Linked DNA regions of Homo sapiens: region 2 is linked to region 1. Evidence: chromatin contacts called from ENCODE Hi-C or POLR2A ChIA-PET data. All regions are on one chromosome and are shown on one strand. The core of a region is the stretch at or near the end of the contact, and the rest is flanking DNA. Distances in the headings are between cores, read along the strand shown.

What was found. Hi-C counts contacts between places; a loop is a spot of excess contacts on that map. ChIA-PET counts read pairs that join two places held with the same protein, here RNA polymerase II (POLR2A). Pooled maps may share reads with other maps.
Region 2: a pooled map shows a loop between it and region 1 (2.2-fold over the local background). The contact joins two enhancer-like sites. A Hi-C loop is called at or near these places in 1 of 168 maps with a recorded cell type or tissue (OCI-LY7) and 2 of 50 pooled maps. POLR2A ChIA-PET finds 5 or more read pairs at or near these places in 1 of 52 experiments (H1).

Annotation. Positions count from the first base shown.
Region 1 is chr4:3,268,371-3,272,343 of GRCh38, reverse strand. No RefSeq gene overlaps it. Among named protein-coding and RNA genes, the nearest start is that of MSANTD1, 21 kb to the right of the region's middle. RefSeq lists an enhancer at 1,595-2,132. Within about 2 kb of position 2,108, at least 3 of the 41 ENCODE cell types and tissues checked have a DNase peak (open chromatin) inside an H3K27ac peak, as active enhancers do.
Region 2 is chr4:3,319,345-3,323,558 of GRCh38, reverse strand. The region is part of intron 2 of RGS12 (regulator of G protein signaling 12); the gene reads right to left. Among named protein-coding and RNA genes, the nearest start is that of RGS12, 28 kb to the right of the region's middle. Within about 2 kb of position 2,043, at least 7 of the 41 ENCODE cell types and tissues checked have a DNase peak (open chromatin) inside an H3K27ac peak, as active enhancers do.

The DNA.
Region 1 (3,973 bases), core at 859-3,358:
ACATGATGAAATCCCATCTCTACTAAAAACAGAAAAATTAGTCAGGCATGGTGGTGGGCACCTGTAATCCTAGCTACTTGGGAGGCTGAGGCACGAGAATCACTTGCACCTGGGAGGTGGAGGTTTGCAGTGAGCTGAGATCGCGTCACTGCATTCCAGCCCGAGGGACAGAGCAAGACTCCATCTCACGGAAGGAAGGAAGGAAGGAAGGAAGGAAGGAAGGAAGGAAGGAAGGAAAGAAAGAAAGAAGACCTACAGCTAATGTCATACTCATTGGCGAACAACTGAATACTTTCTTTCTAAGATCAGGACTAAGGCAATGGTGCTGCTCTCCGAACTTCTTTTCAACATTGTACTGGAGCTCATAGCCAGAAAATAAGGCAAGAAAGAGAAATAAAAGACATAGAGATAAGAAACTTGTCCTTATTCACACACAGATAAGAAGCTTGTCATCAAGAAGATGTTATTGTAAACATGGAAAGTCCTAAAGAATTACAAAAGAAAAAGCTGTTAGGATGAATAAGTGAGTTGAGCAGGGTTGCAGGCTACAGATACAAAAATCAACTGTATTTCTAGATACTAGCAAAAAGTTAGAAAATCAATATACTGATAAATAAATTTAATAAAGGATGTATTAGACAGCTCCAAATGGTGAGATACACCATGTTCATAAATTGTAAGACAATATTTTCAACATGTCAGTTCTTATCAAGTGGGACTATGAATTCAATTCCATCTCAATACAAATTTCAGCAGGCTTTTTTGGGGATAGAAATCAATAAGGTGATTTAAAATTTATACAGAATGGCAAAATATATGGATTAGCAAAAACAGTTTTGGAAAAGAAGAAGTTTGGAAGACTTACACTAGGTGACCTGAAGATTTTCTATAAAGGCACAGTAACCAAGATAATGCAGACGCACAGACCAACAGGACCGAATGGTGTCTCAAAATAGACCCGCTCGGCCGGGCGTGGTGCCTCACGCCTGTAATCCCAGCACTTTGGGAGGCGAGGCGGGAGGTTCACCTGAGGTCAGGAGTTCAAGACCAGCCTGGCCAACGCAGCCAAACCCCGCCTCTACTAAAAATGCAAAAAAAAAAAAATTAGCCAGGCATGATGGTGGATGCCTGTAATCACAGGTACTTGGGAGGCTGAGGCAGGAGAATTGCTTGAATCTGGGAGACGGAGGTTGCAGCGAGCTGAGATCGTGCCACTGCACTCCAGCCTGGGTGACAAGAATGAAACTCCATCTCAAAAAAAAAAAAAATAATAATAATAATAGACCCCCTCCTGTTCTGTGAATTGCTTTTTGACAAAGGCACCAGACACTCGCGATAGGGAAAGGGCAGGCTTTCTAACAAACAGTTCTGGAATAACAGGGGAATCACGTGGAAAAAATGGCTCTGATATCCATTTCATTTCCTACAAAGCAATTGAGATGGACAGAGACCCAGATGTAACCACAGCTTCTAGAATACAATATGGGAAAATATCTCCCTGGCCTTGGTGAAGATTTCTTAGGACACAAAATGTTTTAGCCATAAAAAAAATTAGCTAAAATTTGATATTATCAAAAGCAAAATCTGCCCAATTGAAAGACACCATTAATTCCACTTTCCACCAGGATGGAGTGACAAGCTCTGGATTCACCTCTCCTCCATCCCTGCTTCAAATGACTGGAAAACTGGACAGAACATGGGGAATGACTGTTTCCGGGCCTTGGACTGTAATTCTAAGGACAAGAGGAAGGAGTGAGGGCGCCTTCCGTCTGAGGGCCTGGGGCTCCCCCGGCTTGCAGATTTGCTCAGAGTGGAAGGTCTTGGTCAGCCCAGGCTGCCGAGGCCCAGAGTGGGTGGGCTCCCCAGAGGGCACAGTCTGAGGTCGCAGGCTCAGCTCCAAGCCCTGAGGCTGTGGCTGTGGGGCAGGTGGACCTGGGGCTGCATTGCAGGGGTAATGGGCTGGCCTCGGGGTCCAAAGTCCAGGACACAGGTCTCCTCCACCTGACCAGGACGGTCCCATTTTCTCCCTTACAGGCAGCTGCTGAAGGTTCACCCAGGGCCTGCCTCCCGCAGCCCACACCAGGTGCCCCGGCTCCCTGGGCACGGCTCCCACATGGAGGCTGGCGCCCACTCAGGGCCCTGCTGCAGCCGCTCGGTGGAGCGCTGCTATTCTTAGCTGTAACCTAAGCAGCTGCCCATTAAAATTCCATTAGTTTCGAAGGCTGAGCGGCAGTTGATATTTCTAATTATCATGAAATTAAAATTGTCCCTGTAATTTAATGATAATTGCACAAGATGCCAGCTGGCACCCTGGGGAGCCACACTGTTCCCGAACAAAACTTGGAAAGTCTCTTGAAAGTTCTTTGAACAGGAAAAGACAAAGGCGTTTTGGAAAATGAGGGAGGTGGGGGGTCAGCCCCGTGGTTGAATCCAAATTCCGAGCGTGAATGGGCTCTCCAAACTAGGGCCTCTGCGCCAGGCGGCCGGGCGGGGAGCAGGTGGGCTGTTGGGGGAGGCCGGACTCCAGACCCCACCCGCCCTGAGCTGAGGATTAAACAAGGGAATAAGTCAGGAGTCTAACCCTGCGGGGAACTAAGGAACACGTGGTCAGTGCAGCACTGTGGGGAAGGTTCTAGAAGCTGGCAGAAGCCCTCTGTGGGGTGGAGGGGCGGTGCCTGCAGGAGGAGGAGCAGGAGGAACCCGCTGCCCCTGTGCTTCCCCTCCCCGCTCCCCTTTCGCAGGTGAGAACAGGGTTCCCAGGCGCACCTGGGAGCTGTGCTTGTTTCAAAGCCGCTCCCCAGGGGTGCGAGGCTGAGAGGTGCTCGCAGAGGACAGAGCCCCAGAACCTGGACCCCGAGCAGTAGGACAGAGCCAGCCCCTAACAACCCTGCGTGGCAGGGCCGAGCCAGCACAGCCCAGTGCCTGGCTCCACTCCTGGCCTCCTTCCTCCTGACTTGGAGACCCTGTGCAGGCCTGGGGCATGGGGTACATGGGCCACAGCCTGGGACCCTGTGTCCTCCTGGGTGGCCCTGCTGCTGTGGGGTCCTGACCTCACCCCACCACGTTGCAACCCTGGGTGTGGGGTCAGAGCCAGTCTAGGGCTGAGCAAGACCTGAGCCCTGCCCTCCCCTCCTCAGGGCCCTTCCCTTACTCACCCGTGCTGCCAGGATCTACAACCAATGCCAGGCTCCCAGGCTGCCCTGCCCTCCTCATGGACCTCCACAACGCCACCCCTGCCTGCCGCCCCCATCTTCCCCTCCTTGAGGGCCAACCCACAGCCCCTCCCCCACAGGCCCAGTGTACCCAGACCTGATCTACGCTGGCTTGAAGGCAGGATGGGGTCAGATTTGACTCTGTGTCCGCAGAGTCCGGTGACTGGACAGTCCCCAGATCTGGGGCCCCGTGGAGCCTGGTGAAGTGACAATGGTGTGTGCCTAGGACTGGACCCCTCCTGCAATGTCGGCAGCCTGGGGACAGCCCTGCAGAGCTCAAAATCACACCGGCTTTCATAGCACCCCACGGGCAGAGAGCGCTCCCTAGCCCAGCTGCAGCTCCTGCCACCCCGCCCGCTGGCTGTGCCCCAAGGCCATCTCCTTCTTGGGGAACTTTGCTGACAGTGGCACCACATTCTGAAGGTTTTTCCTGCCTTTCTCCTCAGGCTGCCCTCCCGGCCTGTGGGTGGTCTGCTGGCCCAGGAGGCCCAGGTGACAGTGTGACCCCACGTTTCCCACCACATCAGCCTTCCAGCCTGCAGCAGGTGGAACCTTACCTCCTCCCCACGCCCCATTCAGCAGCCTCACGAGCCAATGCCATGCTGTAGGAGTTGAACCTGTCATTTTCAACACTCCCTCCCCTTTTGGGCACTAAATTCCCTCTCAAAAATTGCATTTGGCTTCAAACGTGGAAATAACGCTGGCATGGTTGGGAATTTTATTTCTGTCTCCCACAGAAGCAGCCAGGCCCAGGTGACAGC
Region 2 (4,214 bases), core at 794-3,293, 51 kb before region 1:
ATATAACTATGTACATGAGAAATTTGTTTTAGAAAAAAGTAACTCACAGCAGTATGTCACATGTATTTTCAATAAAGGGAAGGAAAAGGAAGAGAATATCCAAGAGCCTGTGCAAACAGAGTAAGTCCATGAAAGGAAGCGAACTCTGAACTGCAGCTCCCCGCGCGGAGCGGGGCAGAGGCAGCAGCAGCATCTAAGGCTCTGACTCTTACAGTGCTGTTCGCATTGTGTCTGTGATTGTACCTTTGGGTATGTCGTCATGAACAAATGGTGGAGAATGAGATGATGAGCACCCACCAACACACTGCACCGCAAGAAATAAAACTGCACCAACACGAGCGAGGCGCCACGGCACCCCTCCCGGGAGAGGCCCCCCAGCCTGGTGCTTGCTCGTCCTCCCGCTCGCCCCTGGCTTGTCCTCCCACCGAGGGGCACGCGCCACCCTGGACAGCAGACTGCGCTGCTCACGGGCTTGAGGCTTCTGTATTTTGCCTTTTTTATGAGCGCGATTTTCAGATGTACTTCAGGTGATGCAGGTACCACTATCTCACTCAGATGTAGCTCTCGGGTACTCCAGTACACCCATAAGGTATTTCTCCATTCTCTGTTAATGGTCTTATCTCAGTAAGCAACAGTTGAGAAGGAACTCACTCCTGCAAATCCAACCTTCTGCGGGCAGCAGTCCTCAAGTGCTGTGGTCTCAGGACTCCTGGGAGTACCTACAAACGACTGAGCACCTCAGCGAGTCTTTATTTTTGTGGGTTTCAGCTACTGATGTTTCTCATACCAGAAATTAAACTGAGGAATTTAAAAATATGTATTCATTCATTTCAAAATTACACCAATCAATCCTTTACATATCACAAATAACATATTTTCATTTTTAAAATTTCCAAAATCCATTGTATGGAAATTTTAAGAATTTGGGTGCTGCTACTTAACCAGGTATTTTAATTAATTAATTTAATTAATTAATATAACTTTGAGTCAGTTTGCAGAGACACAGAATTAAACACGCTTGCCTTAAATGAAACACAAGGCAATCATTTTTGATGACAGAAGCATTTCGAGATCCTGGGTTCTCTTTCACATCAGCCCCTTTTGTTAGTCACAGGCCTGAATGCTTATCTCCATGAGAACCAGCTTGTGCTGGCTACAGACATTAGGCAGAGACAAAGAGCAAACTACACAAAAGGGAAAGCAGTCCACTTCCAAACATCATCTCACCCACTTCAAGAATTTCAGACCCTCAGCGAGTCTACAAGTAACTCAGCTCCCCTTCCTTGCTCCTCCCCAGAGGAGGGAGAAGCTGACAAGGATGAGCTGGCACAAGGTCACCACGTGGCTCGGTGTGCAGGGGGTTAGAGCTTTCCATCTCACCAAGGAGACGTAGAAATGCCGAGCAACAAGGGGTCTGGCTCGCTGGTCCCCAGGCTTTCACAGGAGCAAGTGGCCACTGAGGGCGGAAACCCGGGCTGAGCCTGCAGACAGCAGGATGGAGGCGGCAGTGACAAAAGCGTTGGCAAAGGACAACAATGGAGAATCTGGTGGCAGTTAGGACACAGAACTATTGGCCTTAGAGACCAACTTGTGACTAGATGCAGTATTATATTTCTTCTAATAGTCAGCTTATTTTGCATACAGATTAAGAAAGGCTGGTGCCAGTAATTTCAAAGGGAACGTTTAACATTCATAGAACTAGTAATAACTGTGTAGAGGGAATGCTGAAGATTGTTCTAGGGCTAAGGGCGAGTGCCTAAGCCAAGGACACCGTCAGCAGGGGCCCCTGCCCAGGCCTGGGCCTCAGAGCGCGCTGGACACCACATGCCTGCAGTCCACTGGGGGGAGGAGCTGACGTGGCTGTCCAGGCCGGAGCTGCTCCACAGCCACAGAAAACCCTGCCCTGGGGTGCAGGCAAGCCAAGGCGGACTCAAAAGCAGAAGCTGGGAGTGAGATGCCCTTGGGGGTGCTGAAGAAGGGTGCATACAGACGCTGGGTAGCCTAACGGGGCACTGTGCCAGACACCAAGGCATTTCTTCTCAGCGCCAAACCCACCCTGCCGTGCCCAGCTTCTGATCCTGGCACTGGGCCTTGAAGACCACATGGCTCCTGCCCAGGGGCTCAATGTTCAGCAATGGGCACAGGCACTGCCTCCCAGATGGAGTGGGGTGGACTGGCATGTGAGGGTCCCACATCGTTTTTCCTGGGGACTGGGGACAGCCACCAATCCTCACCTGGAGCTGCTTCACTCTCTCACAGCTGCGATGGACTCACAGTCCTGTCAGATAAGGCCCCTACTCTGGGTATCTAAGCCTCCCACGCCCACTTTTCTAGACTCAGCCCCTTTCCACACTGATGACCTTAGCCTTTCTTTTCTCTTTCAGCAGCTAACCTTCTTTTCCTTTGTTAACGATTCTGTATACTGAATTTTTCCTGTTCAAATTACTGCTGCGTTTCCTGTCTCCTGGCTGGATCCTGACTGATTCCACCTGAGTTTGTGCAAAGTAAAGCCCTGAAGTCCCCGTCACTAAGAATCCGGAGTCACGTGAAGCTCGCTGCCTGACACCATGGCACCCTCCAGGGGCCTCCTCTGCTCTCTCCCTCCCTGTGCCAACTCTGCTGCTTCTTCTAACTTCCAGGCACTTCCTGCATCCCTGCTGGCCCCTTCTCTCAGCACAGGCCAGCGTCCAGGTGGGGCCCTGATCGCTGCGGACGGTCACGGCCACCTTCGAAACTCTGCAGACCTGTCCACGGCGACGTCCGGACCCATCTTGTGGCCGCCTCATGACCCCTGGAAGCTTCTGCTGCTCTAACTGGGGAGGCTATGGGATCAGACTCACCTAACTACACAGGGAGGCCCACTTGGCAAAGTAAACAGCAACACTTAAACCTCAAGAGATTACAGCAGGAACCCATAAAACACAACACGTTACTACCTGTTTATTTTTAGATAGTGTATCACGCCACATTATGAAGGCCACTCCAAATCCCACACGGAGCGCCAGGGCTGTCTTGGTCCCAGCACTCACATGCCCTGTGACTGTGAGCAAGTCACCTGACAGCCAAACCTCAATCGCCTGGCCTGATGGCCTCAGGATTCCTATCAAGGTAAGGATGCACTCTGCAAAGCAGTGACCGCCACACCGTTATTTCCAACCCTGAGGACATGCTAGCTCCCCTTCTGCTCTGCTCCAGTGTGGGTGGGAACAGCCAGGACCCTCATCTTCACTGCAAAGAAGCCCAAGGCTGGCATCACAACCCCACCTATTCCCCCATGTCACCCGCCCCAAGGAGGAGTCCATTCACTGGTGGGATGGGGACGACAGCATTATCTGTCTCTCAGGTCCGCTGAGGACCATAAGCACCACTGCCAATTATCTAAAATGGCATCATACTCCCCACTGTCCAGGTCACTTTGAATTTCAAGGAGAAAGCAGGTGAAGGTGCCCTGTAATCCACAAAGAACCACATAAACACCAGTGTCAACCTTCACTACACCACAGCAGTGGAGAAAACACAGTTTTAAATATGTACTCAAAGAGATGAGGAATCTCCTGATTCCAAAGAACATTTTCACCACTTTCCAGGGCCCTTCACCTCCCATCCCTGCCCAATACAGGCAGCCCACACTGAGGCCAGCTCCCTGGGAGTGGCCCTGCCCCACCACCTACAGGCTCCACGGAGAAGTGAGGTGAGGCCCAGGGCGGGCAGGAGGGCACCTCCCTGAGAATCCAGACCAGGGCTCAGATCAAGAGACAAGGAAAGACAGCAGCAGCACGTGCAGCTGCAGAACGACTCCTCTAAGGAGGCTGAGGCCAGGCGCGTGTGGCTCATGCCTGTAATCCCAGCACTCTGGGAGGCTGAGGCAGAAGGATCGCTTGAGCTCAGGAATTCAAGACCAGCCTGGGCAAGATGGCAAAATCCCATCTTTACAAAAAATATAAAAATTAGCCAGGCATGGTAGCAAGTGCCTGTAGTCCCAGCTACTCAGTAGTCCCAGCTACTCAGGAGGCTGAGGTGGGAGGATCACTTGAGCCCAGGAGCAGGGGCTGCAGTGAGCTATGATAGAGCCACTGCACTTGAGCCTGGACAACAGAGCCAGACCCTGTCCCCAAAAATAAAGAGGATGTTGAAAATCCATATGATTACAAGTGTTTTAAAAAAAAAAATTCTATGCTTACATACATCAAAATGTTATCAGTGATCATTTTGAG